2 separate regions of the Mus musculus genome follow, and region 1 is linked to region 2. Evidence: chromatin loops called from intact Hi-C (ENCODE). Cell type or tissue: left cerebral cortex. All regions are shown on one strand. Links, peaks and the distances in the headings refer to the core of each region. The heading gives the core; the rest is flanking DNA. Region 1 has its middle 89 kb from the start of Gm23195. Region 2 has its middle 160 kb from the start of Gm40538.

Region 1 (4,400 bases), core at 170-4,169, 340 kb after region 2:
GTCAAAAAAAAAAAAAAAAACCCCTAAAGATTGTAGCACATATGGCCCTCTTTGGTTTTTGGAAATAAAGTTTGTTGCAACCTAACTCATTTCATGTTTCATACACACTATGACTGCTTTTAAGTCAAAATGGTAGACGTGAGTAGTTGCAACAGAAAATATGTGGTCACTGCTAGTAATTGTCAGCTTGACAGAATCTAGACTCACCTGGAAGAGGGACTCTGGGCATGCTTGTAAGATCTTCTCCTGATTACACTAATTAATTTCAAAGGCCTACCTACTGTATGTGGCTGCCTTCATTGCCTGGGATCCTGGACTATGTGAAATGGATAAAGGAAGCTAAAGCGTGCATCTACTTATTGCTCTCTTCTTCTGACTGTGATCATATGACCAGCTCCCTCCAGCTCTTGATATCTTGACTTTCCTGTCAGGATGGGCTGTACCATGAACAGTGAGCTAAAATAAGTGCTTCCTCCTTAAGTCGTTCCCATCAGAGTATTTGATCAGGACAACAAGAAAAGAAATTAAGGCAGACTATGAACCACAAAACCTAAAACTGCATTATGTGCATAGAGAAACCACGCTATCTCTCGCTTGTCACTCAAAGGTAAGAATTATGAAGTAATCTGATCAGCCTGTCATAGCAAAACACCACACATAAACTTGACATCTTTGACAATGGGCATCTGTTTTCTGTAGGGTATGAGGTCTCCATCAGGATAGGATGGTTACAGAGACCACTCTTCTGGGTTATAGAAGACGGCCGTCTCGGTATATAGTAGAGAAGGAGAGAGAGCATGAATATGACAGAAAGCTCTGATGTCTTTTCCAATTAGGGCACTATTTCTATCAAATCAGGGCCTCATCCTTGTGACCTCATGTGACCTTAATTACCAGCTTATAGGGCTGCTCCCTAAATATAGACACATTGGGGAATTTACTTCCAGCATAAGACTTTAAGGACATAATTCAATCTGCAGAAGACTTCAAACTTCCAAACTCTAATTTAACCTGAACTGTCCAGTGCACCACCCAGTGTGCCTTGCTAAACCCATCTGGAAAACAGTTTGAATACAAAGTACAGTGGAAACCTTTCCTGTTGGCCATGAATAAAGAGACCATGCAGAAACGTTGCCACAATGTTACCACGGCAAACCATTTATATGCTTGGAGAAAAACAGAGACAAAAGACTTCTAGAGGGCAGGAGAAAAGAAGACTTCTCCTCTCCAATGTAAAATTGAAACGCATCCATTTATCCAGTCCCCAAATGGGAATTTCCATCCAGTGGTTATCCTTTTATCTCACTAAGGAAAACAGCAATAAACATTCTTGAGAATAGCCTGTGACCAAGTGGGATGAAGAGATTCGAGCACACACTGACAGGTCAAAGTCAAGTGGTGGGCCTCGTCCCTCCCGTACTATTTACAGAAAGGATTTAACGCTACCTCTTCAATAACCACAGAGTATTTTAAGGACACTACCTCATTCATCTTCTGGGTGCCTTTGAAGTAAAGTGTCCCACATTTTATTTCTGGCTCATAAATGGAAAAAGTAGGACAGAATGCAGTCGCATGCCTCTTTCCAGAGTGAAGCAATCACTAGAAAAAACTGAAGCTACAGAGTATGAAGTAAGTTCCTATGCATCCAACCACGAGTTAATTGTCTGCTCTCTGAAGATATCAAAGTATGTCCTGCCCCTTGGAGAAGGAACTGCATGTCCTTTTATATAGATTATAACACACATCTACTGCATCAATCTGCACAATGACTAAAACACACATCTAACCATATCATTATGAACAATTCCCCCGCTTTGGTGCATTTGAAAACCCCCTTCTCAATTAGAAGTAGAAATATATGAACGTCAGGAATGAAAAGTGTCATGATCTATGTACGAGAAGCAGCTTTGAGTCGGAGTGCTCCTGTCTTATTGCATGTTGGTGAGGTCATGGGCTGCAGCACCCCCTAGTGAGAAGCCAAAGTGACTCACAGATTGTTAACAGAGCCATTGTCAAGAGGTTAGGATTAATTTCAGATCAAAGCTTCCTTGGGCTTAATCCTGCTCCTACATTGGCAAATATGTCTTCACTGGAGTCACTACATGCGTATGACAAGGGTGGGGCCTGGGTTACGTGTGTGTGCTTCCCTCCTTAATGATGCAAAGGGAAGATACAAAGGATTAGTAGATGAGACATGGGTTGAAATCAACTCTACCGTCAGTTCTTAGATTTTATGCAAGTCACTGCAGGTCTCTCTCCAGAGTCTTCAACATAATAAAGGCAATGCTCACCTCACGATATTACAGTCCTGATTATGAAAGAATCAAAAAAAAAGACGGAGCTGGGAAGACAGCTTGGTGGTCAAAGGGCTGGCTTTGCTGACACCAGAGTTTGGATCCCTAGGACCCATGTGAATGCTGGGTAGGGATGCTATTCCACCTGTAACTCTGGCCTCAGAAGGTAGAGACAGGGCATCCCTAAAGCAAGCTTGTTAGTGGGGATGATTTCCAACACTAAATCTCAAGCCTCTATTCACATGTGTGTTGGCATATATGCCACCATGCATACATACATACATGTATATAACATACACACAGAGACACACACACGCAGCTAAATGGAAAAACAGACAAGGGAAATAAAATAAATGTATGCATCTTTATTTCATTCCCTTCAACAAATACTCATTTCTACTTCTCCCTAAGGAGTCCTGTAATCTTTGCATACAGCCCTGCGTTAGTTTACTAGGCTTTCAATAATTAAGTGCCCCAGTATGAATGTCTTGAAAGACAGTTCAGTTCCCTTAGTCTTCTGAAGGATGAGGTTCCAAGGTGGGGATGCCTTGAGGTGTTAATGGCATGAGGGATGCTTCTGTTTCAAGCCTGTCAATTAGTCAATTAGGTTTGAAATTAGGTCCAAAAGAGATCTTTGTCTCTGAGTCACCTTGCCTCTATATATACCTAGAGTGGAATTTCCTGTTCTTACCTCACCACTCAGATAAGGTCCCACACCCATGACCTCACTTTGATTTGATTACCATTTTTAAAAGTCTACATCTAAATGAAGTTACCTTCTGAAGGCCCAAGCTTTAATGATTGGCCTTGAGCAGCTGTCGACTTGGTGGGATTTAGAATCGCCGTGGAAACAAACCTTTGGGTACATGTGAGAGAGATGTTCTAGCTTAGGTGAACGAAAGTAGGAAAGCATGCCCTAGCCTGTAACTGTAGATAACATCAGTCCATAGAGTGGAGTCCTGGGCTGAATAACTAAGAAAGCAAGCTAGCTGGTGTCAACTGACCAATAACTGGCCCAACTTGGGATTCATCCCATGGGCAGCCACCAATCCCTGACACTATGACTGATGCTATGTTGGGCTACAGACAGGAATCTTGCATGGCTATCCTAGGAGAGGCTCTACCTAACATCTGATGGAGACAGAAACCCCATGTACTGATTACCTTTGTAGTTGCTACAGCCAGACAACTGACAGAAACAATGAAAAGACAGCGTTTATCTTGGCTCACTATTGAGGGTCTATTTCATCATGGCGGAGAAGTCAAAGAGCAGGAGCAGGAGGCAGGTGGAAGCAGCAAAAAGCGAATGCAGATTTCCATTCATTCTTCTGCCCCTCTGGACCTCTTTCCTGTCTCTCCCTATACCTGATCCTACTCTCCTATTCCCCTCCCACTCCTCTCTTTCACCCAGGTACCTCTCTCCCTTAGCTGCCCCAGACACATATGTAGCACATGGCTGCCTTCTCTGACTTCAGAGAGACTAATCCTGCAGAGACTTGATGTGCCCCCCAGGGGGTGCAGGGAACAGTGAGTGGGATGTAAAGTGAATATGTTAATATATATATATATATATACATATATATACATTGGCAGAAAGCAAGCACAAAGCATGCACAAAGACAGCAAAGAGTCAGTAGAGATAAGACAATCCCAGTCCTGGCCCAATGTGACACACACTCCCTCCAGACAGGTGTTTGTAGAAAAGTAAAAATTATAGGTCAAACTTTAGGCTGTTTAGGGCTTGCAGTGATGTCTCTTCTCTACGATCACAGGATCCTGAGATAAAAGCGATTCTCCAAATCCAACAATGTGTTATTAATTACAGTGAGTCCTTGGGTACCCTGAGCAAATACGAAAACCGAATGCAAACATTTGTCCTGTCCTCTCAATGGATTGAATCGACAATTCCTGAGTTATTGTGTTACCCGCCAGGGCTAAACCAACTCCGGGAAACTTCATTTCACTATTTCGCTGACTCGGGAAGAGCTTTTGTAACTTCTGGCTAATCTACAGCACAATTCAAAATCTTTCGTGGCTGAAAAACTGCACTCTCTAGTATTTATTCTGAAAAAAAAAATGTGTGTCTGGCAGCATTTTCCAAATGTA
Region 2 (4,400 bases), core at 117-4,116:
CCATTTTGGTTCCCTCTGTTCCACATCCACCCGCAGTAATGACCAGCTCTCATTTCTCCTTGCTCTTCTTCTCCCTGGGCATATTTATCAACATTTTTCTCTTATACTCCATAACCCTTTTTGACATGAGCCACCCATTGCCTTTCTTTATCCTGCTCATTTTTAAATGACAGGGAATATTTTTGCTCCATGGATGACCCGTTAGAATGTCAAGTCACGATGGTGCTCTCTCAGCAGAGTGCTGTGGTAGCATAGTGAAAGCTTCCTGCGGTTGGTCTCAGAAGAACCCAGACCCTTATCATCTTATCATCTTCATCTTATCATCTGAATTTGAGCTCTACTTCTGCCTGAGGCAGAAGATAACTGAGGCATGTGTAGGTGCTGGGGTGGTGACGGTGGGGTTCTGCTCCAATTACCCATATAATTAACTCTTTACATATGGAGATGTAAGTATGAAGAAAGAATGTTGGGAGCCGCCCCCACATTCGCCGTCACAAGATGGCGCTGACATCCTGTGTTCTAAGTGGTAAACAAATAATCTGCGCATGTGCCAAGGGTATTTTACGACTACTTGTACTCTGCCTTTCCCGTGAACGTCAGCTCGGCCATGGGCTGCAGCCAATCAGGGAGTGATGCATCCTAAGCGAAGGATAACTCCTCCTTAAAGGGGACGGGGTTTCCGCCATTCTCTCTCTCGCTGGCATCTCTCTGGCTCTGCGCCCCTGCGCTCTCTCGCTGCCAAAAGATGTAAACAATAGAGCGCGCTCTGCGCTTTGGCGCGCCGGAGCTCTGGCTCCTAAAGATGTAAATAGAAGGGGCTTTCGCTTTTGGGGCTGGGGGTTTTGCGCTCCTAGCTCCTGAAGATGTAAGCAATAAAGTTTTGCCGCAGAAGATTCTGGTCTGTTGTGTTCTTCCTGGCCGGGCGTGAGAACGCTATTAAGAAAAGAAAATCTGGAAGATGGAGCATAAAGAGGCTTTCCCCTCTCTCGTTTTATTTTTTTTCATTTTGCATACTTCTCACTGCTCCTCCTCCTGGTCACCCCATCCAATAATTCTTCCCCCTCCCCCTGTATTCTGAGAGGGTGGAAGGCCCCTGGGTATCTCCTACGCTGGCTCATCAAGTCTCTGAACTTTACTCTGCAGAGGATGATGATCTTACTGCCTCCTTCTGAGAGGAGCTACCTGCTGGCCACCAATATGCCACTTGCCCGGTGTCCTTCTATTTTGAGCTTCTCTCTGTGTATGAATTGCTGTTTAGCTGTCCAAGCTTCAGCTGCTATCTAACATAACCCAGGACATTTGTTCTTTTTTTTTTTTTTTCTCATGAATCTCTGGTGAATCAAAAGGCTCAGGGTATAGCAGAAGTAAAAAGAAAGATTATCAATCAGTCTTGCAAACTCCATACATTGATGTCAAAATTTTATAGACACATTAACTAAGACCCAGAACAGCAAATATGCCACATAATTTTTCACAGAAAATTATTATGTGCACACAAAAAGGTATAAACTAGGGTGCCCACACAGTGAAAAATCCTAAACTCGTTTTAGTTTTATCTTTGATTGAAATGTGTATGTAATTCAAAATTTAAGTTAAATTATGCACATAGTCTAGGAAAAAATCAGGACCAAGACAGAGAAGTGATGGCCTCACAGAAAGAGAGACAGTGTCAGCACAAGATGGACATCTTCTCTCTTCTTCTGCATTACCTATAGGGATGTACAAGCAACATGAGAAGCTCTTTATTCAACATACCTATGATATAAAAATGACTGTTACCTAAAAGTAGATGGGGGCTGGTTAGGTGGCTCAGCAGGTAAAGGCACTGGTTACTGAGTTTGATGACCTGAGTCCCTTCCCAAGGACCCACATGGTAGAAGGAAATAACCAACTCCTGAAAGTTACTCCTGACCACATGCACATGGATCATGTACCCCAAAATACACATAAACTGGTATGCACACACACACACACACACACACACACACACTGGGCTTTTAAACTGGTTTTCAAGTAGTCATCAATGAGGAAGATTCATCTTCCCTGTGGTTACTCTCAATGCCTATGGAATATGAACACATAGCAGATTCATATCTGAGGCTTCACAAAGAGTCTTTTTACCCCCTCCAACTTTTCTCTAGATCCTACAAAAGACACTATCCTTCTTCCTCTGTTCTCATTTCTTCCTAAAAGTTGTCACCCTGTGCTTTGCCTCAGGTATGTGCCAATGTATTTACATGTTTGTGTGTGTATGTGTATGTGTGTCTATGCATGTGCATGCGCGCGCGCACACACACACACACACACACACACACACACACACACACACACACACACATTCATTTGTAGCTCATCTGCTGGTGTCCAAGAAAAGCTTGAATTTTTTTTTTCTTCTTGCCTCTCAGCTTGGAGCCTTTGTACAAGAAATTCTGACAGTGAACACTGCCTACCACTAGAGAGCAGCCCAGGCCAACGATTTCCTGGGCAAAAAACCCTCTGTCTAACAAGTTATTTTCAAAAGGTTCAGGTTCTCTTAGTCTTCTCATGTCTTTCTCTGGGCAAGACACTCCTAGTTCCCTTCGCAAGGAATACTCTCTGTACCTGTTCTGATGTCATGGGAAGCTGAATACCATGCCAATTCCACTAGAAATGTCATTGTCAAAAACATTCATTGTTGAGGTCTCCCTGCTTTTAAGCATTGACGTGTGTCAATTATGAAAAAAAAAAAAATGGAAGTGGGGAGAAGGTTGTGTTTAAGAAAAGAACCACTTGATTTCATGGGGAAATAGAGCAAGATCTTCACGGATTCTTCCCAAGCTTTTTCTATTGAGAACAAAGGGAGCCAGGCAAAGCCAGGCAAACCTAAGCAGGGTCCTATCCATGCCTTTGGACGTGGCTTATTCCTATGGAAACTGATTTATTTTTCTTACATTTGTGAAGAGAGTAATTGTGTCCCATCCGGACTGATTGTTAAGCTTCAATAGGCCAGTGTCTTCATTCCTTAATTTACTTTAATGAACACAGAAAATAACTATTGCTGATTGTCATGTCATTGTACAGGAAGAACTCTCCTGTCTACTGTGCAGGGAGATGAAGGTGCAGAGAGAGCTTTTGGAAACTGATGTAGGAGAGTCTCCTTCAATCTAGATGCAATTTAAGGTGACAGTTAGTGCTGTCTCTGTCTCTTGCCTCAGGGGTAACCTCAGGCAAATGACTCAAATTTACCCTCAACCTTGGTTTCTTCTCTTTTTTTGCAAGATGCAAGTCCTAACTGTTCTCATCAGACAGGACCTAGGATTAAATGTAACAACATGTGGAAAGTGTTTAATAAAGATTGACTGTCGCTGCTCAAAGAGCCCACCACATTCCAAGATCCCTGCTGACTTCTCCTTGCCTTATTCATCTTGCCGTTTTATTTCCATTTATCCAATTTCAATTTTAATTTTGTTAAATATTCATTATACATGTGTTATGTTCCAGGTATAATAGAATGCAGCACCTCAAGAGGCTAGTGTAGCTTACCAAAGAGAAAAGCTGTCAGAACGAATACAAAGAGAACATGTTTCACATTTCCCTTTAAAGGTAACACACAAGGCAGACTGTGTTTATGGTCAGAATTGTTTTCGGGAATATCTTGGAGATATATATCATATGTGGTTTTAACTCTTTTTATCCAGTATTGTTTGAGGCCTAACTTGATTTTTTTCACAGTCATTTTTAATGTTACATCATGAATACCCTGTGTGAACACCTAGTGATATGGACCACACCCAAGCTGTGATGGAGAATCCTTTACTTGATTTACATAGTTTTCTGAAATGTTCAGATTTCTTGCTGTTGCTACTTGAAGAGTATAGAAAACACAATGGTCCCTCTGCCAAGAAGTTTGCATTGGAGGGGTTCAAATGATTAACCGAGTCATGTGACTTTCATGTTTCGCTGTAATTGGATGTTCAATGTGCATGCGGTTGGAGCACAGAGAGGTAAAATAATTATTTGTAATGGGCATTGATGGGAGGAGCCATAGATGAAAGTGTTGAACTCAAATGATGACTGGGATTTTAATCAACATTGAGTATGTGGAAGAAAAAGAGGTCTACACAGCTGACATGAGAGCATAGTTAAGTACAGTGAGAAAGAAGAAGAAAGATATAAATTAACTCCTGGGCACCTTGATTTCCTTAATATGTTCCAATGACAGACTTTGCAACTGAGGCGTCATGAGCCTATGGGAATGCCTCAAAGTCATACATTCAGTAAACAATGAAATCGGAATCTTAATTAGCAGTGTTCCAACATATGTGTTCTCTATGCCACATTGTCAGAGGTGTAAAAAAAGATAATTACAGAAAAGAATATAGTGAATTAAAAAGAAGATGGAAAAACAAACAAACAACCCT

Evidence for each region. Hi-C counts contacts between places; a loop is a spot of excess contacts. Peaks named below come from ENCODE experiments on the same cell type or tissue, not always from the same donor. Only the 100,000 strongest peaks of a DNase experiment are listed, where the experiment ranks them.
Region 1: it touches region 2 in a loop (2.1-fold over the local background); 6 of 42 quality-filtered maps call a loop at or near these places.

What each region holds. Positions count from the first base shown.
Region 1 is chr12:90,902,194-90,906,593 of GRCm38, forward strand. No RefSeq gene overlaps it. Among named protein-coding and RNA genes, the nearest start is that of Gm23195, 89 kb to the left of the region's middle. In left cerebral cortex, for the core only: a CTCF peak has its summit at 1,968; DNase peaks (open chromatin) are centred at 1,531 and 1,907.
Region 2 is chr12:90,564,071-90,568,470 of GRCm38, forward strand. No RefSeq gene overlaps it. Among named protein-coding and RNA genes, the nearest start is that of Gm40538, 160 kb to the left of the region's middle. In left cerebral cortex, for the core only: a CTCF peak has its summit at 2,458 (motif pointing right); DNase peaks (open chromatin) are centred at 709 and 2,469.